3 separate regions of the Homo sapiens genome follow, and regions 2 and 3 are each linked to region 1. The links are chromatin loops, found by intact Hi-C in ENCODE. Cell type or tissue: GM12878. All regions are shown on one strand. Region 1 overlaps PLA2R1 (phospholipase A2 receptor 1). Region 2 overlaps LY75-CD302 (LY75-CD302 readthrough). Region 3 overlaps LY75-CD302 (LY75-CD302 readthrough).

Region 1 (8,000 bases):
TAAAATTCTTTTTTGTCTCAAAATCATTTCTAGCTCAATATTTGGAAATGAAATTCAGTTCCCTCCAAACTTGGTCCTTTCCCAGTGTTCCTACTCACAATGAATGGCACGGTCTGCATGCACTTATACACATACAATAAGCCTGAAACCTCAGAGGCATCCTTACCTTCCCACTCCATCTCCCCAACAGCCATACCATTTGGACATCTCATTTCCCAAAAAGCCCCCTCACCCATCCCCATTCCCACTGCCTCATGGTCTCTGCCACCACTATCTTAGCCCAACCTACCAGTCTCTTGCCTGCACTACAGCAATAGCTTCCTAACTGCTCTTACCTTTCTCACCCTTGCCCTTCTTCCATATATCCTTGGCACTACATCTAGAGTAACTTTTTAAAATTTGGTCCTGGTCACGTCCTTCTTTAGTTTTAAACCCATCAAGGGTTTCCCACTGCTCTTAGGATAGAGGCCAGAAGTCCAACACGGTATCACCCTTTCCACTTCTTTTGTCTCACCTTTGGCCACTCTAGTTCTCTATGTTTCCTTTAGTTTCTTAAATGTCATACTCCCACCTTGCTGCAGGACCTTAGCACATGCAGCTCCCCCTATTTTTAATGTTCCCTGCCTTTCTGACCACTTCAGTCAGGTCCTCTGGCTATACACTTTTCTAGAACCACATAACTTTCCTTCATCACGTACAGCACAGTTTTAAATTACACAGCCATTTTCCTGATCGATTTACTAATGTTTGTTCTCCCTCTAGTGTGTAAGCACCAAAAGAGAAGGGGCTGTGTCTGTTTTTCCTCACCACTGAATTCCCGACATCGAGATAGTAAATGAATGAATGAATGAAGTGCTCCAATTTGAATAAATTCCAAAAAGAGGTGAGAGTATTTTTAAGAAAAAACTATGTTATGCACAAAATCAAATATTGACTAATCCCAAACTAGACAGTGCAAAGCAGCCATTACCACTCAATCCAGGTCTTGAATAAAAATATGTAAGTAGAAGCACAAGAGTTAATCACACACACACACTTAGAATTTCTTCCTCCCACAGATCTGCTGGGACAAGTATCTTAGATGACTCATTCTTCCTGGGTAAACCCCTGGTCAAACCTCTGTTACATTATCAAACACAGAGAAAACTATTTATGAGACATTAGAAAAGATGCTTAATTTCTGTGTATCTCAGTTTTAAAACCCACTTAATTTGCCAACAAAGTGGGATTTTTTTCCTTAGAAATAACCAATAAAAATTAGTCCTAGGAAATTCACAAACAATAAGCAAAGTTTAATGGGACATAATATATTGGAACTCATTTCAGAATTGTGAAGTAAAGAAGGTCCATCATTGTTATCTCCCAGTTTTCCTTCTGTAGCTTTATTTGTTAATAGGGAAAAACCATCCCACCGCTCTCAGCTATCAACTCTCCTATTAACAGTTTTTCTAATAATCTGATAAACTTACTTGTTTCAAGATGTTGATGACAGATGAGGCAATCTCAAAAATATTTCCCTTTTAAAAATAAAGGAAAGTGTTGAGACAAAGGAGAGAAACTCCAGTGGTGGAATTTTAGGCATTAATGCGCAGGAGAAGGCACTGTGGGTGGGGAGACATGCATGGTGACTCTGACATTGTGCCAGGTGAATTGCCACCTACTTATGAAGCCTGCTGTGATGATATCCTTTGTAATCAAATGCTCCTAATGCCTTGAAGAAAGAGTTGTGGAACTATGACTGTTGAATTGCTGGGTAAATATTGGCCACACATTAGAATAACTGAGGGAGCTTTAAAAAAATACGGATGCCTGGATCCCATGCAGATCAGCTAAATCAGAATCTTCAGGACGTCTCCTGCACTTTGATGTTTTTAAAAAGCTCACCTGCTGATTCTAAATATTTGACCAGGGCTGAAAACTACTGATCTAGCTGTTAGTTATCAATAATTTTTTTTTATAACTCTGAGCTACATGAGGGTGTTTTAATCATGCCCCAGGGCTAGCTTCAGAAGGCGCCTCCCCTCCCCGCCATTCTCATGCACATATTTATTCCCCTCTCTATTCCTTTCATGGGAAGCATTCACTTGCTCTTTTGCCCTGGGTCTGCTCCACCATCACTGCCACCATTCCCATAGATACACACTCTCTACGTGTGTACAGGAGGACACATGGGATGGAGGTGAACTGTGTGGGTAAAAATCAAGTTTGGGGGAAGGATAATAGCAAAAGGCTGAACCAGAAACAACTATTCCAGGTTTCTAAGAATTATTTATCAAATGCTAAGGATTTGACTTGTCATTAATTTCCTTAAAATATCCTCTTTTAATCCTAGAAGAAAACCTGGGCAATACCATTCAGGACATAGGCATGAGCAAAGACTTCATGCCTAAAACACCAAAAGCAATGGCAACAAAAGCCAAAATAGACAAATGGGATCTAATTAAATTAAAGAGCTTCTGCACAGCAAAAGAAACTATCATCAGAATAAACAGGCAACCTACAGAATGGGAGAAAATTTTTGCAATCTATCCATCTGACAAAGGTCTAATATCCAGAATCTACAAAGAACTTAAACAAATTTACAAGAAAAAAACAAACAACCCCATCAAAAAGTGGGCCAAGGAGATGAACAGACACTTCTCAAAAGAAGACATTATGCAGTCAACAGAAATATGAAAAAATACTCATCATCACTTGTCATTAGAGAAATGCAAATCAAACCCACAATGAGATACCACATCAGGCCAGTTAGAATGGCGATCATTAAAAAGTCAGGAAACAACAGATGCTGGAGAGTATGTGGAGAAATATGAACACTTTTACACTGTTGGTGGGAGTGTAAATTAGTTAAACCATTGTGGAACACAGTGTGGTGATTCCCCAAGGATCTAGAACTAGAAATACCATTTGACCCAGCAATCCCATTACTGGGTATATACCCAAAGGATTATAAATCATGCTGCTATAAAGACACATGCACATGTTTGTTTATTGCAGCACTATTCACAATAGCAAAGACTTGGAACCAACCCAAATGTCCATCAATGATAGACTGGATAAAGAAAATGTGGCACATAAACACCATGGAATACTATGCAGCCATAAAAAAGGATGAGTTCATGTCCTTTGCAGGGACATGGATGAAGCTGGAAACCATCATTCTCAGCAAACTAACACAGGAACAGAAAACCAAACACCACATGTTCTCACTCATAAGTGGGAGCTAACAATGAGAACACATGGACATAGGGAGGGGAACATCACACACCAGGGCCTGTTGGGGACTGGGGGCCTAGGGGAGGGATAACATTAGGAGCAATACCTAATGTAGGTGACGGGTTGATGGGTGCAGCAAACCACCATGGCACGTGTATATCTATGTAACAAAATTGCATGTTCTACACATGTACCCCAGAACTTAAAGTATATAAAAAAATCCTCTTTTACACATGAGAGGAGGCATGAGTTAGTAACTAGGACAGTTGTGTTCATGCTTTTGGGTTGTTCACTATCTGTACCAGAAATGTGATTTGGAGATTAGCTAGGCATTCCTTTATGCCTGTTCCCTAGAGACCATGCCAGGATAAACTTGTTCTAACAGTTGTGAAAAACTAATTGTCACATACTGGAGTGAATTCAAAATGTATCAACAACCTAAATATAAATGCTAAAACCATGAAGCTCTTAGACAAACACACAGGGGCAAATCTTCATTACCTTGGATTTGGCAGTGAATTCTTAAGTATGATACCAAAAGCACAAGTGACGGAAGAAAAAGTAGATAACTGGGTTTCATCAAAATTAAAAACTTTTGTGCATCAAAGGACATTATCAAGAAAGTTAAAAGACAACCTACAGAATGACTGAAAATATTTATAAATCACATATTGGATGGGGTTTAATATTTAGAATATACAAGGAATTCCTATAACTCAACAATAAAAAGGCAAATGATCCAATTTAAAAATGGACAAAGGACTTTAATAGACATTTTTCCAAAGAAGATAAACAAATGGCTAACAAGCACATGAAACGATGCTCAACTTCATCAGATAATAGAGAAATGCAAATCGAAATCACAATGAAATAACACCTAACGTGTTCTAGGATGGCTATATAATAGCCAGAGTTGGCAAAGATGTGGAGAAATTGAAACCCTCACACACGGCTAGCAGGATTGTAAAATGGTTTGGTCGCTGTGGAAGAACATTTGTCAGTTCCTCAAAAAGCTAACTACTGAGTTACCATATGACCCAGCAATTCTATTCGTAGGTATACATTCAAAAGAATTGAAAATAGGGACTCAAACAGAGACTTACACACCAATGCTCATTGAAGCATTATTCACAATAGTCAAAAGGTGAAAACAACCCAAGTGCGCATCAACAGATGAATGAATAAACAAAATATGCAATATTCACACACACACACACGCCCGTGCCACACAGGAATATTATTCAGCCACAAGAAGGAAGGCAATTTTGATATATGCTAAAGCACAAATGAACCTTGAAAACATCATGCGAATAGGCCAGACACAAGGACAAATATTGTATGAGTTCGCTAATATGAAATATCTAGAATAGGCACATTCACAGGGATAGAGAATAGATTAGAGGTTACCAGGGGATGGGGAACAGGAAGTTAGTGCTTAATGGTTACAGAGTTTCTGTTTGGGATAGTGAGAATGTTTTGGAAATAGAGATGATGGTTGTATAACATTGTGCATGTAATTAATGCCATTGAATTGTACACTCAATAATGGTTAAAATGGCAAATGTTATGTTACATTATTTAGGACCATAAAGATGCTTTAAAAAACTAATTGCCAAAGGTTTTAATAAAAGACTTAGTAACACTCAGTGTCTTATTGAATATTAGCTACAAGTTTCTCATACTAAAATGTGAAAATAATTTATACCTGGTAGAAAGATTTTATAGTTTGAGAAAATAGGAAGTATACAGAAAGTATCAATGATTAAAAAATAGTGTACCTCATTACTATAGTAAAGTTTTAGAGTAAATTATACTATTCTAGAAAATATCTCATGGTGCCACTGAGCTCACTGTGTCATAGGGCTAAGCTGACATGGCAACCCTTTTTTTTAAAAAAAAATTATTAAATACTTCATTTTTTAAAGAGCAGTTTTAGGTTCACAGCAAAGTTAAGAGGAAGGTACAACTTTGGGAGACCAAGGCGGGCGGATCACCTGAGGTCAGGAGTTTGAGACCAGCCTGGCATGATGAAACCCCGTTTCTACTAAAAATACAAAAATTAGTCAGGCGTGGTGGCAGGCACCTGTAACCCCAGCTACCTGGGAGGCTGAGGCAAGAGAATCACTTGAACCTGGGAGATAAAGGTTGCAGTGAGGGGAGATCATGTCACTGCACTTCAGCCTGAGTGACAGACTGAGAGTCCATCTCAAAAAAAACCAGGAAGGTACAGAGATTTCCCACCTGATCCACACATACACAGCCTCCCGCATTATCACATGCCCCATCACCCCAGAATGGTACATCTGTTACAATCGATGAACCTGCATTAACACATCATAACCACCCAAAGTCCATAGTTTACATTAGGGTTCACTCTTTGTGTTGTACATTCTATGAGTTTGTACAAATGTCTAGTGACATGCATCCACCATTGTGCTATCATACAGAGAATTTTCACTGCCCTAAGAATCTTCCACAACTTCATCCTTCCCTCCCTGCAACACCTGGCAACCACTGATCTTTTTACTGTCTCTCTAGTTTTGTCTTTTCCAGAATGTCATATAGTTGGAATCATACAGTATTGTAGGCTTTTCAGATTGGCTTCTTTCACTTAGTAATATGAATTTAAGTTTCCTCCATGTGTTTTAAAGGCTTGATAGCTAATTTCTTTTTAGCACTGAGTAATATTCCATTGTGTGGTTGTACCAGTTTATTTATTCACCTACTAGGGACATCTTGATTGCTTCCAAGTTTTGGCAATTAAGAATAAAGATGTTATAAATATTCATGGACAGGTTTTTACATATACATAAGTTTTCAACTCCTTTGGGTAAATACCAAGGAGTGTGATTGCTGGATCAAATGGTAAAAGTATGTTTAGTTTTGTAAGAAACTGCCAAACTGTCTCCCACAGTGGCCGTACCATTCTGCATTCCCACCAGGAGTGAATGAGAGCTCCTGTTGTTCGGCCTCCTTGCCAGCATGTAGTGTTGTCAGTGCTCTGGATTTGGGCCGTTCTAGTAGCTGTGCAGTGGCAAATCACTCATTGTTGTTTTAATTTGCATTTCTGGAGTGGCAGTCCTTAAGTGCCAACGTGAAGTGGCAGGCATAGGAAAGGGGCAAGACCACCAGACTCAGGGTCAGAAAACAAAAAGTGCGTCTTGGCCTGATGCGTATTCACTGTGAAGTTTCAGAAAAGTCACACAATTTTGTTAGCATCTGTCTTCTCATATGTAAAATGAGGATAGTAATTCTATATATTTTTAAAATTCAGTGATATAAGAAATAAACATACAATCAATTAGCTAAGGGGGGACGTAACTCAAATGTCCACCAATGGATGACTGGATAAACAAAATGTAGTATATCCATACAATGGAATATTGTCCAACCGTCAAAAGGAAGTCCTGTCGCATGCCAGTGTGGGTGAACCTTGAGGACATTATGCTAACTGAAATAAGCCAGTCACAAAAAGGCAAATACTGTCTGATTCCACTTACATGAGGTATCTAAATTAGTCAATTTCAAAGACACAGAAAGTAGAACAGCAGTTGCCAAGGGGTTCAGAGTAGGAAGAACAGGGAGTCGTTTAATGGGTACAGTTTCAGTTTTGCAAGATGGAAAAGGTCTGGAGATTTGTTGAATGACAGTGTGAGTATGTGATACTTAACACTAGTAAACAGTAGACAAAAATGGCTAGAATGGTGAATTCTATATTGTGTGTATTTACCAGATATTAAAAAAATTTAAAAGTCAGTGCCAAATGTCTGGTGGGTACTCAATGAATGTGTGAAAAATCCAAGTGGCCTCATTTCTCAAATTAACAATGGGAGGAAGATCACAAAGGAGAGAAAGCCCTGCCAATATAACTGAACACTTAGATTAAAAATTGGCTGTCCACAATTGAAGAGGAATTTCATATTAGCATATGAAATGATGACACAGTTTGGGTTTTTTAATTTTCTAAGAGTTAAACAATTATAATTTGGGATGCATTTTAATTACTTCCACCTAAGGCCTATAAAGTTATTTTATTATAAAATATGAAGAGTGGAGGGAGACTAGGCCTTAATTGAAGGCAGCATCAGAAATAATAAATCTGGTTTAAAATATCCCCACTGGCAATTTTTTTTTTCTTAATTCAAATCTGCATGGAAGCACCAGCTTTATGAGGCTTAAGATGACATTGACCAAGCTAAGTTATTAGTCCCTCAATTCACTAGTGGGCAGAGCTCTATGCCGGCTCCAGGCAGGGAAAACACAAGAGTAGGAGATGGAGTCTGGGTCCTCTGAAATTTACAGCTTATTTGGGAGCAGAACCTAGACACACAGGCATGCAGGCACATACATACACGTGCACACACACGCACGCACATGAGCACACACACACATGCATATGCACACACACATGCATACATACATATACATACATATGTTACACCTAATGAAACATTCATACAGCACAATAAATGACTATGCCAACAGTAAAACTGAGTATAGAAACGAGGGGCAGTGTCCAGGCTGTTTTTGACAAAAATCTTTTGTTCCAAAAGATTTGTTACTAAATGGAAAACTCAAATTTCTTGAAAGTTGTGACAAAAAAATTCCAGGTCCTATGGACAACTCACAGCTTTCAAAAGCCACTTTCACTTTTTGAACACTTTCCAAAATTAGTGTCTACAAAAGAGAAACAAAGGCAACTTTTGAAAAACAAGCTTACCTTATAGTTAAAATATAGCCATCCTTTGGGACACGTTCCATGTTGTTTTGGTGTATCTTTCTTT
Region 2 (8,000 bases), 68 kb before region 1:
CCCTCAGGTTTGAGAAACTTTCTCTTGCTTCTTCCATAAAAAGTAACTCTAGGAAGCATATGCATGCATTAACACCACTGTATGTGTCACACCCCCAAAGCCCCAGCACACACACAACACCCACAGGAGGCTAAAGGCACCAAGATACATTCCTGTCAAGGCAGCAAGGTACAGTGGGGGTAAATATGTACAGTGGGGAAGGAGGATAAAGAATCCTTCACTAGTGTCCACAAAAATGTGGTCTGACCCTGACAGGTCATTTCACTGATCTGGGCCTTCTGCCTCTCACCTGAGAAACAGGGGTTTACATTGGATTACCTCTAAGCAAACTTTCACATCTAAATTTCTGATCCAAATGATAAGGAGAGTTAAATGAAGTTGATACCTGGCTGACCAAACTCTGCTTATTATCAATTATAGCTGAAGAAAATACTGGCTTTTTCTATTTTAGTAGGTAGGTTACAGGTGTTGAGAAGCCTGGGCCTCTAATTAGATATGTAATCCTCCAAGTGTGGTTCCCAGACCAGCATTATCAGCACTACCTGGAAACTTGCCAAATTTGGGGGGCCCACCAAAAATCTACTGAATCAGAATCTCTGGGCCCTAGATATCTGTGTTCTAACAAACTCTCCATGTGATTCTGTTGCACCCTGAAATCTTAAGTCTTAACCCAGTATAATCTCTCCAAGCTCTCCAAGAGCTTCTGCATTCTGAAGCTCACATTCCCGAAGGAGGGATCAGCATTACTAATACCACCTGGCTAGCTACTCAATGAGTCAGCCTAGTGTAGCTGTTTGGGACAAGGACTTCATAGCCAGACTTCCTGGGTTTGAATTCTAGTTCTGATATTTATTAGCTGTGTGATCTTAGGCAAGTTACATATCTCCCTTGTGCCTCACTGTGATCATCTGTAAAATGGGGATAAAGTATGGTACCTTTCAGGGTTGCTGTGAGGACTGAATGAGTTAATGTATATTGAGAGCCTGAAACAGTATCTGACACCTGGCAGAGCCCTGTTAAGTATTAACTATTATTACTTAGGTCTGGAGCTCTTTCCTTTCTCTTTGCTATAGATTCTTTCAACCTATTGTCCATTAAGTAATATTTTGTGAGTACCTATCACATGTCAGGTACCGTGATCCCCTGTAACTCTCACCTAATTGGTGAGAAACTGTGTCTCAGTTATGTGCCAGATAATGATGTGATTGCTACTTTGGTCTCTCTCTGTCTTTCTAAAGAACAGCAAATTCTTTAGCAAATCCTGAACAGTTTGCTTCTGGTAAAAAGTAACGAGAAAAAGCACTCTGACAAACACACAGGAATGGTGGAAGGAACAGTGTCACCAATTTTGAGCCAGGAAGATCTATCTCTTCTCTTTCCCGCTCTTTGCTTCAGGCCATAAACATACTTAAGATTTCACCATTCTAAAAGTGTTTTTCAACTGATCTCTTTCTTAAACTACCCTTTGCTTTTTTAAATAAAAAAAAGCCACTGTTTTGGACTAAGCTCCTGATCTAGGACTCAAAAATCAAAATGGAGTCACCCATGCCAAAGTTCCACATCACCAAACTGAAACAGATTGTCATCTGGTCTTTTGAGAAATCAGGAGAGAGAGACAACTGCCTAATTTCCCCAACAGGCCAGTTTCAATCTTTAATTGGACTGATAATGAAGTTCCCTCTGTTTCAATGCTTAACCTGAAGTCACCTGATGTTGACCAATCAATTATTTCTCTATTGCTCTTACAAGGAAAGTTACGTTGAAATGACCAATCCACTCTTCGGTTTCTGTTTTTGCTTTCTTCAGCCCTTTTTCTGTCTACAAAGCCAATCCCCTCTGTTCAACGAACTGGAACACTTACAGTAGTCTATTTTATGAAATGAGGTGTTGCCTGATTCTAGAATTGCAATAAAGCCAAATAAGATTGTAACTACATAAATTTGTTGCAATTTTGTCCTTTGCCAACTGTCTCTTCTTCTGCTCCGTGAAACTTACGAGGCTTACTTCCTTCTGTTCATGCTTCATTCCACTACAATCCAGCTTCTACCCCCTCTAGTCTTCTGAAACTACTAAAGGTCAGCAGCAATTTCCTAATTGTGCATGCCTTTTCCACACTTCCTCTCCCTGGGGTGCTATGGAACACTCCCTCCTCCTCCTCCATGACACCATCCGCCTTGGTTCACTTCCGGGCCTGCTTCTGAAGGCAAATTCATGGCTACACATTACCTCTCTCTTCTCCTCCAAACATACACTTCTTATCCGGGATAATATTTTTGCAGTCACTTTTGAGTCACTTTGAACTCTTCCTTCTCCCTATTGCCTCATATAAATGTACTACCTTTCCACATAAAATTTACCAGCCCATACATACCAGGCTTTAAGCAGATGCCCCACTTTCGGTCATATTCATAATTTAAGGTGGTGGCACACCATGGCCCACTATGATCTTCATCAAGAATGCAATCATGATGCCAGGTCCCATCAATTAAGAATGGAAATTCACAAGGTCTCCCATAAGAGTTCCCATCTCTGGTATAGATCTCTGGGTTGGAGAGGAAGTTGGGGAAAAGAGAGTTAAAAACTGGGTAGTCAGCGTCAGGTGGCTAATTTCTAAAACTGTTTTTAAAAGAAACGTTGTTTAGAATACAATATCCGAGTGTAGGAATTCAGAGCATGGGTGCTGTCAGGTCTGGATATGAATGCTGGCTCCCTGCTAACCCACTGTTTGCCTGTGGGCTAGCTATCCAACCTCTAGTAGCCTCTGTTTCTGCTTTTGCAAACTGGGGATAGCGTTCAGTGATCAACCATGTGAAGCTTCACTTACTGTGGTGTGATGAGGCGCTGAAAGAGCCTGGCTTGATCAGGTGAGGGTCTACTAACTCTGCTGTGGGCCGCAGAGCACTTCACCAGAAAGGGTGCCCTGGCTGAGGTTACATTTACCTCTATTTTCTTTTCTTTAGAAAGTGTTGGAGCCAGAAAAATTCCTTGGAACCACTGAGGGTGGGTGTGGACTTTGGAACCACCTGCGGCATTAGAAAGATGGACAAATAGTCCCATTGTTCAGAGACTGGAGGTAGAATTGAGACTGTGGTTTTTGAGGAAGTAAAAGGAAGAGCTGCTGAATTTCTGAGCAGATTCTTGGGAAGGTACAAGGCATGGTAATTTGGGGTGTGAAAGAAGCAGCAGCTTCAATGGGGCAGTCATGTGACCGGCGGGGGGCCAGTGAGGTAGTAGACATAGCTTTTACTTCAATCATTTTCCCTGGTACATGGGGAGGAACTGAAAAGTGATTCCAACCTCAAATATGCCTGGAAATGCTGGAAAGAATGTTTGATACTTATATCAATACTAATTCTCTTGGAAAGGTGTTTTTATAGAACAGCTATCCCTGTATCCCTGTCACAATTTGCCAAAACCTCGGTCCACAATTTGCTAAAAACCTCAGTCATTAACAGATCAAATAATGGCCATTAGGTAAATCATAGTAATCAGATCTTATCACCGTTTACCAGGCAATTAGGGTTCCTCCAAATGTCTCACAGATTTGCTTAAAAGTGTGCTTAAGACAGTATTTGATTCTACTTTCTTTTCCTCCAGTGTCCGTCTAACTAAAGTGTGAGGCCATTTAACAGCTTAGAATGTAATAAGCAGACCTATAGCAAAAGGTAATAATAATCTGGATGCTTTTCTTGGCAAATAGTCTTTTAAAGATCACTGGTTTTGTTTTGCTGTGTCATAGAAACAGTTTTCAAAAGCGTACTTCTGTTAAAGAGTGTGTTGACCTTATATTTTATAAGGATTCTGCTTATTACCTATGTTTCAGTTTAACCGCATCAAAACCCCCCAATAGCTCATGACCAGTTTCTTTTCCCATATTACAAACCTAAGAGGACAGTCCCTGAACACAAAGACTGTTCCTTGTAGAGCCATCAGTTTTCTTTTCTAAAACCTTTGATTTTTGGAATACAAAGTGCCTTGGTATACATTTCTGTCATTTGTTCTTTATCATAAACCTGTGAGATCATAGGGGAGGTATTATACTTGTCTGGGAAATCCCCATTTTTGCAGAGTAGTCAAGTGATACATTCAGGCACTCAGCTGCAAGTGACAGGAATGAGAATGGGCTCTCTCTGATTAGACTCTTGACCTATAAGGACAACTTGTGACATCAGCGGGTGCCTTCTCAAGTTTCAAGTTAAATTTCATAGCTCAAAGCTGGGCTTCAATTAATAAGCTCTCTAAGTCACAATATATGCTTTGAAGAATGATAAGCATACAACCACCACACCAGAAGCAGCTAAATTACGCTAACTATTCACTAAGCATTTTGTTCCCACACATTCTTTGCTGATGCTGGCCTCTTACACACCATGGGCTTCCTTAGCAAGACAGACTTTCCTGGGAAGAATCTTCTCTGAATGTGCAAATTTATGATGATAGCATCCTTAAAACAACAGCTTTATTATGCAATAGTTACAAATTTGTGAGATGAGGTGATTATGCAGAAAACTAGCAAATTAATGTCATCAGTAACATGAGACAAAATAGTTTCAATGGATAAAGAGGTTGTTGGCAGGCTTCTAAGAGTTGCCCAGAATTCTGATAGTTCTGCAGCCACCCTGCCACAAAAAGTCCATTTCCTCTGCGTGATTCACCAAACATTCAAAATTTGAAAAGTGCTAGTGAGATCAAGGTATCTTAATGATATTAATGTACACCTGGGTGCTAGTCAAAAGCAGTTCACTCATAAAATTTATACAACTTCAGTTTTCTCTGAGATGAACACGACTCACACAGGATAGGAGTTGGGGTGAGAGGCAACCCAAGGCACAGTGATAAATTAATGTTCTTGTATCACAAGTGAAAACTTGGTTTATACTGCTAAAGCCAAGGGGGAAAGAAAGAAGCTATGTTTGGGGAATGGAATACTGGTTTTAAGCCCTAGCTTTGCTGTAACAAACCAGGTAACCTTGGATTTCACTTTGTTGGGACTTGGGTATCTTGTATGTTTTGTTTATATACTGCTAGATAAGAAGGTGGGGACAACAATCAGTATCGAGAGTCTGAGAGCGGAGTCCTAGAGAAAGTCCCTAACTTAAGACAGCAGTCCCTAACCTAAGAACAAGAAGGGATATACATAAATTGAAAAGGGTAGAATTGCCAGGACTTCATATTTGATTATATTGGAGTGGTGGAAGAGGCGAGCCTGAAACCTCTCAGGTGACTTGCTGATTTCTGACATGTAGAACTTAGATGGTACCAGTCACCCAGACAGAAACAGAGAAGAGGTGGCAAGTTTGGCCCTGGTTTCTGTGCAAATTAAAACTTGAGGTATGCCTTGACTAGTCACAACTATATATGCTTTAAAAAAAGCTTTAGTGTTTCAAATATTATATTTGAAAAGGTCAAGAAACACTTCATGCCTTTGGGTTATGCTGGTGGCATTGCTTAGCTCTCTCTGGGTGGTCCCCTGGGTAGATCCTTAACCTTTTTTGTGCTACTGATCTCTTTGGCAGCTGGGTGAAATCCACAGTCCCTGTCTCAGAAGAACATTAGAAATGCATACATAAAATACATAGGATAAAAAGGAAAACCAGTTATATTGAAATGAAGACACTGGGGACTGAGGGAGTTTAAGATTACAACTATGCCCCTCAAAAGAATTAGATCAGGAGACTAAAAGAACCCTGCCAAGAAAATTATCCTTTCTGATCCCTGGACAAATACAATGAAACAAGTTAAATCCAATTAAAAGGCATTTTGTTTGGCTCTGTGTTTCCTCTTAGTTGGCAAGTTGGAGAAGGGCTTTTGTGGCACAGAATTTAAATTTGCCATTAAGTCATATCCAAAAAGCAACTGCTTTACTTTTAGGAGGAAACTGGCTCGCAGAAACAGACTGTCAACTATTCAAAGGCCAGGGAATGATGAAAAGGAAACCCTATCTCTAATTCTCTAATATTTCTCCACAACAGAACTTGACATTCTCAGAATAATTCTTGCATCCTCACTAGGAAATAGAAAGCTAGAAAGAAAAACTTGTGCAGATGGATAATGGAAAGTATGGGAGCAAGCTGCTATAGTGACTTTGAGGCCAAATTTAGCTTAAATGATCTTTAAGAGAAGAAGAAAGCCACTGTAAAGCTAGGGAAATTTGTAAAGAAAGGCAAGGGGAAATAATAGGACTTAGAGGACATAATTATATGCATATCGACATTTGGTGTAATTTAGAGCAACATAATGAAAAATATTTGCTTGGGAGATAGCTAATTACATTTAATGGTTAAAAAAATAAATCTACTCATTCTTTAACTTAGAAATTAGTTGCAATCCAGTCCCTAGACTCAGGGCTAAGTCCATGGTCCGCTCCCCGCAAGGCAATATTAATATACTTATTTTCGGAAGCAACTGAAAAACTCCACTCTTAAAATGCTGAATCATAAATATAAACATCAAAATTTGGTTGCCATGCAAAAATGAAAATAAATAAGAAAATCCACTCAAAATTTTCCCATTTTATTCAAAATCCGTAGGCAAGAAAAAATATATTTTTCCTCCTTCTCCTTCTTTTCTTTTTTAAGGATGGGTGTCTCACTATGTTGCCCAGGCTGAAGTGCAGTGGCTATTCACAGGCGTGATCATTACACACTACAGCCTTGAACTCCTGTGTGCTCAAGTGATCCTGCTGCCTCAGTCTCTCGAGAAGCTGGGACCGCAACCATGCACCACTACGCCTGACCTTTCTTCTTCTTTTAAAACTTAGAATAAGATCAACATTATTAGATCATTTGACTTTTAGCCTGTACAAATCTAATGATTCCTTTCCTCTAGGGTTTCCTTTCCTCTAGGGTTTAGAAGACCATCATAAGAAGTACATATCTATCTGATGAAATCCCAGGTTTATCACAACATGGCTGTGTGACCTCAGACAAGGCACTTTATCTCTCTTAGCCTTACCTGCAAAGTAGAGGCAAATACCATGGACTTGTAAGAATGTCGCTCAAAGTAACTGCACAGTGCCTGGAAGTGAAGAGCTTACTCACTGCCCTTACTAATGTACGACTCTATTTTTACTAAATTGTGCATGTTTAATGCCACATGTGACAAGCACAACAGCAAATCGGTCAAAGTCCCTCTCTAATACTCACCATGATAAGGCTGGTCACAAAGGCTTTCCTCTGAGCCTCCTTTCTTCCAGACATCAGATGCATTTGAGATTGCTGTGCCATGTCCATCCTTCAGAGCCAGCCGGTACCGGGCAGCTCCGTACAGAGAGTGGTGCTCACATTTCCACCACAGCATGGCACTGGAGTCACAGCTGAACATTCTCAGCTCATTTACCGATTTGGTAATATCGAGGCCAAGGCACTTTTGGGAGTGCAAATGAAAGAGCCGATGCTGGGACACCCACTTCCATAACTTGTCCTCAGTTTCATCACAGTCGTCTGCTACTATCCAGCCATACACTGGCTTGATGCACTTGCCCGTATTTCCATGGACGATGGTGAAGGGGTCATTAGCTGAGTCAAATGGACAGACAGATTGTAGATTATGTGGTTGAAGCGCCTTGCTCCCTGCCTGCTGAGGAGAGTCTGAGCACTACTGGACTGTTCCCATCCTCAGTCTGTTCCCACTCTTTTTAAGCTGCAGGGGACTACAAAAGGTGGGACAGTGGTGAGCAGAGAGGCAGTGCAGTGTGTAGGGTCAGAACACGGGCTCTGGAGCCAGTCCGCCTGGGTCCATATTTTGCTCCTGCTACTTGTTAGCCATAGGATCAGGGCAAATCATTTAACCTCTGTGCTCCAGTTTTCATATGATGGTTGTGAGCATGAAAGGAGCTAATCCATGTAAAGCGTGTAGAGTAGCATGTATATTTGTTGTTGCTATTTCATGAAAGATTTTTCCCTTCTCATTTAATAAGACAAAAGAAGCTCTTTAGTTTTCATCTCAATGAAAAGTCTAGTTGGGACCATAATTCTGCCTTGCTTACATGTTAGCTACTA
Region 3 (8,000 bases), 85 kb before region 1:
TATGTACATATTTTGTAAATCTATATAAATATGTACATATTTTGTAAATCTATATAAATATGTACATATTTTGTAAATATATATAAATATATATATTTTGTAAATATATATATAGTAAATATATGTAAATATATATATTTTGTAAATATATATATATTTTGTAAATATATGTAAATATATATATTTTGTAAATATATGTAAATATATATATTTTGTAAATATATGTAAATATATATATTTTGTAAATATATGTAAATATATATATTTTGTAAATATATGTAAATATATATATTTTGTAAATTTATGTAAATATATATATTTTGTAAATATATGTAAATATATATATATTTTGTAAATATATATACATATATATTTTGTAAATATATAAACATATATATTTTATAAATATATTTATAAATATATATATTGTAAATATATTTATAAATATATTTATAATATATATATTGTAAATATGTTTATAAATATATATATTGTATATATAAATATATATATTTGTATATATACACACAAATATATATATGTTTGTAAAAGTGTAAATATATATACACTTTTTTTACATTATTAGGAGTGCTGGAGCTGTTAATTTGACAACAAGAATTAGAGGAATATGAGGATCATAGGCATAGTGGCAGTATGGCATATAGTACACCAACTTACTGGGAAAAAAAGACCTTGGGGTGGAGCCACTTCTGGCTTTGGGCCTGCCCTTTCAGGTAGGACACGTGCAGGGTGTGGGGCTGAGGCACCTCACACCAGAGGTTCAGCGATGCCCTGCCAAGGACTCTGTGCTCCAGAGCACTTTAGTTAGGTTACATAGTACTATGGAGAAGAGCATAATTTGTACAAGGACATGAACAAGGGTAGTGGAAAAATAACTTCATTGAAGGATAGAATGAGAATGTCACTTTACCTTATAACAAGAAAGACTTGCGGGGAAACTCTGCCAGCCTTCAGGACAGGGGTCATCAGGCTTAGGGGATGCTTCTTCAGGCCCAAGGGGTCCACTCATTTTCTTGCAAATTGAAAGTGCTTTGAAGCTTCTGCAGTCCTTCACCTCCCACTTTCCAACAGACTTTCCAGTAGACATAGCCACGCAGCCGCCCGGGGAAGCTGGGATTGAAGTGGAAAGCTCAATTAAAAATTAAAACGTTAAAGTTCAAACATTTTCTAGTGTTTCTACTCTTTACTTCAGCCAAGTTGGGGAGAGAGAATAAAAAAAAAATGGAACAAAGAGAGGAAAGAAATATGTTGTTCAGAATAATAATGACAGGTGTTTATTATTTGTAAAGTACTTTTTGAAAAAGATTAATCCTCATAACAAACCTATGGGGGGATTCTATTGTCATAATTTGAGGTACAGTGAGAATGAAGTGACTTGTTCAAGGTCATAGAATTAGTAAGTGGTTGCCCCAGGATTTGTGCCCAGGTGGTCTGTTTCTAGAGCTGTACCCTAAATACTACTGCTGCTTAGGATAGTGGTTCAAATTAGCTTAAAAACTTTGAGCAGTTTTTAAGAAACTTAGTTAACCTCAAAACACAACTCTCCCAGATTCTGATCCAAAGGAAAAGCTGGTACAATAAAGGTAGAAGGAGGTATGTGGTAACATACATTTGTTTACCGTTAATTTTATGACAGTCATAATTTTATGTATTCATAACAGTATTAAAAGGTAGTTTGAATTATCAGTTCCATTTTGTAAATGAAGACTAAGTAACTTGCCCACAGTCAGAGTTAGTGAATGGTAGAGTTGGGGTTGAAACCAGATTTGTCTGACAAAACATCATGTTCCATTTTCCATTACATCACACTGCCTGAAGCAGGTAAAAGACAAGAAGAGTTACATATACTGAAAAGTAATAGGACAACTTCTATCCCACCAAACAGAGAAGCCACATAGTCTCATATACACAAACAGCAAGAGGAATAAGAAACTGGGAAAAATAATTGCCTTGCTACCCTGAATGGGTGTGCTATTTTTCCCTGTTCAGTCCTTCTATCCACGGTGTGCCCATGATAGACCAAGTTGGCTGAGGATGGGTGCAATAATGGTAAAGAGAGCTTCACATAGCCTTTCTGGTCATAGAATGGAGGAAGTAGTCATGGTAGCTACTTCCCAAGCACCTCTCCAACCACCAAGACTTAGTTATCAAGAACGTCACCTTTACTCTTAGTGTCTATAAAACAAATCTGGCCAGGCACGGTGGCTCACGCCTGTAATCCCAGCACTTTCGGAGGCTGAGGTGGGTAGATCACCTGAGGTCAGGAGTTCGAGACCAGCCTGGCCAAAATGGTGAAACTCCGTCTCTACTAAAAATACAAAAAAAATTAGCTGGGCATGGTGGCAGGTGCCTGTAATCCCAGCTACTTGGGAGGCTGAGGCAGGAGAATTGTTTGTACACGGGAGGCAGAGGTTACAGTGAGCCGAGATCGAGCCATTGCACTCCAGCCTGGGCAAGAGGAGCGAAACTCCATCTCAAAAAAAAAAAAAAAAAAAAAAAAAGAAAAAAGAAAAAGAAAAAAAGAAATCTATGTGCTTTATCCATTAGAGTGTTCTTAATCTGAGATTTAACCAGGATCAACATCTGTATACTCTATCTTTTTCAGACATAAAAGGATGACTTTGTTACTAGCAACATCACTCATGTTGATGGTGATGACCATGTGTCCTAACTTTTGTGGGCATTTTCTATTTCAAATAACATGTTCAATTGTAAGCTCATATTTTCCAATCTCTGTGTTATAAAAAATAGTCTTCATGATCACATTAGACCAACACAATAAAATATAAATAATTCACAGGGTGAAAAGTAGAATGCTTTATACTGCTGTCTTATTCAAAGCCACTGGCTTAAAAATCAGGAACTCTGGATTTCATTAATTCAATAACCAGATGATCTTTGTCAAGTAAATCACCTTTTAAAGTCTCTGTTTTCTTAACTCTAAAAGTATTTCTGAGGTCCTTTCCGGCTTAAGTGTTCTGATTCTATGGCAAATTATGGTCAATGCTTTAGGCTGGTTGGAGAAAGAGGAAATAACTTTCAAAATAAATAAGAAGCCAGGCACAGTGGCTCACACCTGTAATCCCAGCACTTTGGGAGGCTGAGGCAGATGGATTACTTGGGGTCAGGAGATCGAGACCAGCCTGGCCAACATGTTAAAACCCCATCTCTACAGAAATACAAAAAGTAGCTGGGCATGTTGGCATGCACCTGTAATCCCAGCTACTTGGGAGGCTGAGGCAGAAGAATCACTTGAACCTGGGAGGCAGAGGTTGCAGTGAGCCGAGATCACACCACTGCATTCCAGCCTGGGCAACAGAGTGAGACCCCATCTCAAAACAAAAACAAAAACAAAAACAAAATAAATAATACAAGATAGCCTCCATAATTCTTACCCATTGAGAATAATGGAAGAAAACACATTCAGTTTTGAAAATAGGTTAAGAAGCAGAGAGATGAAAATGTAAAGAGCCTCACACGGGAGCTTCTAGATTCTATTTGAGATTTACATGGAAAAGATTTTAAAAACTCACACTGGTGCTTCTAGCTCTGAGCCATTAGATGGTGGTTTGGGAGAACTAAGTTTTTGAATTTCTTTCATTGGATTATTCCCAAGGACATAATAGGGAAGACATAGCCACTGCTTCTATTTATGGTTCCATAGATAGACTCCAATCCTGAAGATCATCATGTCCCTCACATTTCAAAAGTAAGTGAGGAACATCTTTGGGAGGAGTGCTGCCTTTCACTAGTCACAGTATACTACTACTTCAAAGATTAAGACACTCACCTGGCTCAAGAAAATTCCAGTTGGAAAAGGTTACAGCCCGCCTTCTTCCACCAACAGTTGCCCAGTTATACTCTCCACAAGAATCTACATCTCTCAGGCCAGTCCAGAAGTATTTTCTTAGAGATTTATCATACTTTTTCATCAAATCATTTAGGTATTCTTGCTCAAATCTACAAAAGGAGAATCAAATTGGCAAGTGTTTCACAATGATTGACTCTATTTGAAGATGCACCTTTTACTTAGGAAGACTGTTTGGCAAAAGAATTCAGAGTTGAAAGTTTATGAGTACAAGTTTACTGATGGTCACACCTGCTAGTGATAGTCAGATTGCAGTTTGTTCCAAAAGGGACCTCATCCTCATAAATCTTGTAACAGGTTTCTCCATGTCTCTTCCAGCCCTAAGTCAGAGGAAAAATATTGTCAAACTCTTTTCCAGACTTGATGGTGTCCCGTCTGGCAAGCATGTTTCTGCTACATTGATAACGTCTTAGAACTTGTGGAAATTGAGGACATGGCTATTGAAATCATACATGTGATGAGGGTGGGATGCAATTTCACAGATAACCTCCACAAGACTGTGGGCCTGTGTCAGACAAAAAGTATGGGTTACTTCTCATATGGGTGGCTGGCTCATCATAAGAGTATAATATTCACTGGATGAATTATTTTTGAATATTGATATTAGTGGGGGAAGTAAAGACATCAGCCTTGAGGATAGTAATTCTACAAATATTTATAGAAATTTTCAAGTTTCTGCTTCTGTAAGAAGGCCAATATGCTATGACTCACTGCCTTCTGGCTTGTTCTAACTTAAATGAACAGAAGCTAGTAGTTTCCTCTATTTTATAAGTCTGAGTTATTTAAGTCTCAGCTACCATTTCTAACCAAGAAGTTGTAATACTGCTTGAGAAAATTTACATAGGGATTTTACCTACCTCATCTGGAGGACACATCTTATCAGAACTTGCGTCATTCAGTTTTTCTCCCTTTCTCTTGCATACATATTTTAGTTTCTCCTCACATGATTGGACTTTCCACTGACCTAGCTTTGAAAGGAGACAAAAACATTTGCTTGGAAAGGAAATTATTTACCGCATATTCAGAACTGAACTCACAAAAACTATGACAGAGACAGAGAGAGAGAAATGAATATAAGTGAATTATCAAATGTGAGAACACACTCCTAGAAAATGCTACTCAACAGGCCTGCAAAGTGATGGCTCACAGCCAGTTACCTCAGCATCACCTCCAGGTCACAGTGTGGATAAATTTCATTTTCTTATAAGAGTAGCAATAAAACCATCAAAGCACACTTAGTATAAAAGTTGAAGAGAGAAGAACTCAGCCCACAGTTCCAGCATTCTAGTCTTCTAGACTAGAATGGCATAGCCAAAGTTTGAAACTTTTAGGTACATCATCAACCTCCCTTTCTCGGTTTCCTCACGTGTAAAATGATGATGGTGGCTAAAATAGCTATTCTCCATGAATTCTAGGTCAAAAGTTTCTTTCAACTCTACTTCAATCTGGACTTCAAAATTCTCTCTTTCATATATGCTACTTAACATTAATTTGCTTAATTGACTACGTCACTTTGCTTTGTTTGAATTAAATTCTAATAAGTCGATTGTGATAAGGGTCAGTTTTGAACATTGGAATGCTGTCTAGGTATGCCATCAATTCACTCTTGCCCATGGGAACACTTTTCCATTTCTGATGTTCTTCTAAAGACATGTTGGATGTCCTTTTAAATAGAGCATCAAATGTGACACCTTTCTAAACTTCTTTTAAATACACATAATATTTATTGCTTCCACTTAAGTCTCTTTAGATGTCTGAGTGACACAGTCACTTTCATAACCAATTAGGGGTCCACAGGAAAGTGATACAAACAAAACGTAGAGGTACATATATCTTTTCTGCTCAAGACACAGCCTATTTTGGATTATTAAGTAAAAGATGTTCAAAAAATGTTTAAGCATTCTATAGGAGTAAGGTGGTTTCTGAAAAATGTTAGGCCTAGTTTTTAAATAAAACCATTTTTTTACTTCTCAAAGTAGTATCGATATAAAACAATCTGAACATGAATTTGGAAGATGGGATTTTTCAGGTTAAATTGTGGCTATCTGCCGAATATCACACTGATGGCAGAAAGGTGGGTGCAGGCCCTGGTCCTGAGAGAAAGCAGGTTGCTAGAATCAGTCAGCACAAGAATGTGAGTTCTAAAGGGATTCTCTGTATCTGTTTGAGACCAGAAAAGATGCTCTCAGATAGGATATGGGTTGCTTATTTAGTAATTGCTTTTATTTACCTTTTTAAAGTAGCTACCAGAAAGACAGTCTAGACTTTAGATTATTTGTTGCCAACCTTTGACACCAGGGACCAGTTTTGTGGAAGACAATTTTTTCCACAGAGGGTGGGGAAGAGGATAGTTTTGGGATGAAACTGTTCCACAAGGAAGTGCAACCTAGATCCCTTGCATGTGCAGTTCATAATAGGGTTCACCCTCCTAGGAGAATCTAATGCTGCTGCCAATCTGACAGGAGGCGGAGTTCAGGCAGTAATGCTTGCTTACCCGCCGCTCACCTCCTGCTGTGCGGCCCAATTCTTAACAGGTAATGGTCCGTGGCTCTGTACCCTGATCCAGAGTGCTCTTACCTTTTATTTTCCAGCTTATACGCAAACTTCCCAACCAAAGAAGTCTTAATATTATCATTAGGTAAAACAGGAAGAATATAAAGAAACCACAGGAGGTTTCGTACCTCTCCTAAGTAGGAAACACAGTTGGGCGTCTTATTGTAGGGAACATTTGGCTCATTCTCATCCCAATATGTTAGAGTAACTTCAGTACCATCTGACCACTGAAATAAAGTTGGTATGTTTATGTTCTTAAGGCCTATCCACACTTCTTCTTTGATATCTAAAAGAAAAATGTATTATTTGTTTGGTTTTGCTCAATTAAATACTGTAATATGTACATTGTTATACAAATTTTTATATTCTGATATGGAGTTTTAAGAGCCTTTGTAGTATTCTTAATTCGGTTATTAATATGTTGATACGACAGGCAGGTTGGGTAATGAAGGCTTTTCAAGTAACTTATGCAAGTAAAGTACACAGGTAGAACATCTGCAGGCTGGGTGTTCCTGATATCTGGTGTAGATAAACTTTGCTTTGTGGGGTGAATGAAATTCTATAAATACAATCATACATATCCCAATTTGAATAGAAATACTGTCCACTGCTGCCCTGGTATGACTCTGCTGCCTTCACAAGTGAAACAAGGAGCACCAGGCTGGCACTGAGTAGGTACCTACTCTTAGCTATTCTAGCTAAGAGTTCTATTCTAGGAAGAGATCATAATACTGTCCGTCTAGTATATTTTCCTTTACCAGTCTTTAGCTTTCAAATAATTACAAAAGTGAAGTAATTATCACTTAAGTTTTTTGAGCAACTTAAATAGAATTTAGCTCATGAGAAGAGGGAAATCAATCAATGGCAGTACTGTCAAATTGGTTGCCACTAGGCACATGCGGCCACTTAAATTAATTAAGATGAAATAAAAGTAATAATTCAGTTCCTCAGTTGCCCTGGCTACATGCCAACTGCTCAGAAGCTGCATGTTGCTAGTGACCACCATACTAGACCAATTGTAGAACAGTTCCATCACCAGAGACAATCCTATCTGACAGGGCTGATCTGTGGGATCAAACTGTAAGCTTTTCATTCCCACAAAGAGTCTAAAACCAGGGATACTTTAAAATGGCTTAAGCCTCTCAAATAGGGTATTTTTAAAAACTTACCCTCATTATGGAGTTTTGTGACAACCACCTCCACATCTGCTAGAGAATGAATGCTGATTAGGTCACTACTGAAGGCTTTGCATTTCGCATGTGCCTTATCCCAGGAATTACTTTCATTTACCAGCAGATAGCAAAATCCATTATTTGGCAGCCAGCCTGCATCACAGCGGGTATCTGAGTATGTCCAGACATCTGGGGGAAAAGCAGCTATTTATATTCCAGTAAAGATACATCTATTGTGAATCAATAACATTGCAAATTCTTTTTTCTTGAATAATGAGAGTCCTGGAAAACTGGGGACGTGATGTCAGATGCTACGGTGACATGAATTCATGTGGTGCCTACCACATAAATGAGGTATATATAGCATCATAGGAATTCCCGCTGGG

What was found. Peaks named below come from ENCODE experiments on the same cell type or tissue, not always from the same donor. Only the 100,000 strongest peaks of a DNase experiment are listed, where the experiment ranks them.
Region 2: a loop joins it to region 1, with 2.9 times the contacts of the local background. A loop is called at or near these places in 5 of 110 quality-filtered maps.
Region 3: a loop joins it to region 1, with 2.2 times the contacts of the local background. A loop is called at or near these places in 2 of 110 quality-filtered maps.

The regions. Positions count from the first base shown.
Region 1 is chr2:159,959,603-159,967,602 of GRCh38, forward strand. It overlaps PLA2R1 (phospholipase A2 receptor 1), which reads right to left. Exons shown (of 30, transcript NM_007366.5): 20 at 7,937-8,000. Among named protein-coding and RNA genes, the nearest start is that of LY75-CD302, 59 kb to the left of the region's middle. In GM12878, no CTCF peak of the experiment used is centred here; DNase peaks (open chromatin) are centred at 1,069 and 4,239; H3K27ac peaks cover 1,700 bases.
Region 2 is chr2:159,891,543-159,899,542 of GRCh38, forward strand. It overlaps LY75-CD302 (LY75-CD302 readthrough), which reads right to left. Exons shown (of 38, transcript NM_001198760.1): 2 at 7,146-7,517; 3 at 2,372-2,542. It overlaps LY75 (lymphocyte antigen 75), which reads right to left. Exons shown (of 35, transcript NM_002349.4): 2 at 7,146-7,517; 3 at 2,372-2,542. Among named protein-coding and RNA genes, the nearest start is that of LY75, 9.2 kb to the right of the region's middle. RefSeq lists a silencer at 2,711-2,790 and enhancers at 4,197-4,376, 5,017-5,256. In GM12878, no CTCF peak of the experiment used is centred here; DNase peaks (open chromatin) are centred at 1,778, 3,855 and 4,010; H3K4me3 peaks cover 2,530 bases; H3K27ac peaks cover 8,000 bases.
Region 3 is chr2:159,874,513-159,882,512 of GRCh38, forward strand. It overlaps LY75-CD302 (LY75-CD302 readthrough), which reads right to left. Exons shown (of 38, transcript NM_001198760.1): 7 at 7,612-7,803; 8 at 6,571-6,728; 9 at 4,747-4,857; 10 at 4,121-4,209; 11 at 3,812-3,981; 12 at 932-1,131. LY75 (lymphocyte antigen 75) reads right to left here. Exons shown (of 35, transcript NM_002349.4): 7 at 7,612-7,803; 8 at 6,571-6,728; 9 at 4,747-4,857; 10 at 4,121-4,209; 11 at 3,812-3,981; 12 at 932-1,131. Among named protein-coding and RNA genes, the nearest start is that of LY75, 26 kb to the right of the region's middle. In GM12878, no CTCF peak of the experiment used is centred here; a DNase peak (open chromatin) is centred at 4,821; H3K27ac peaks cover 3,152 bases.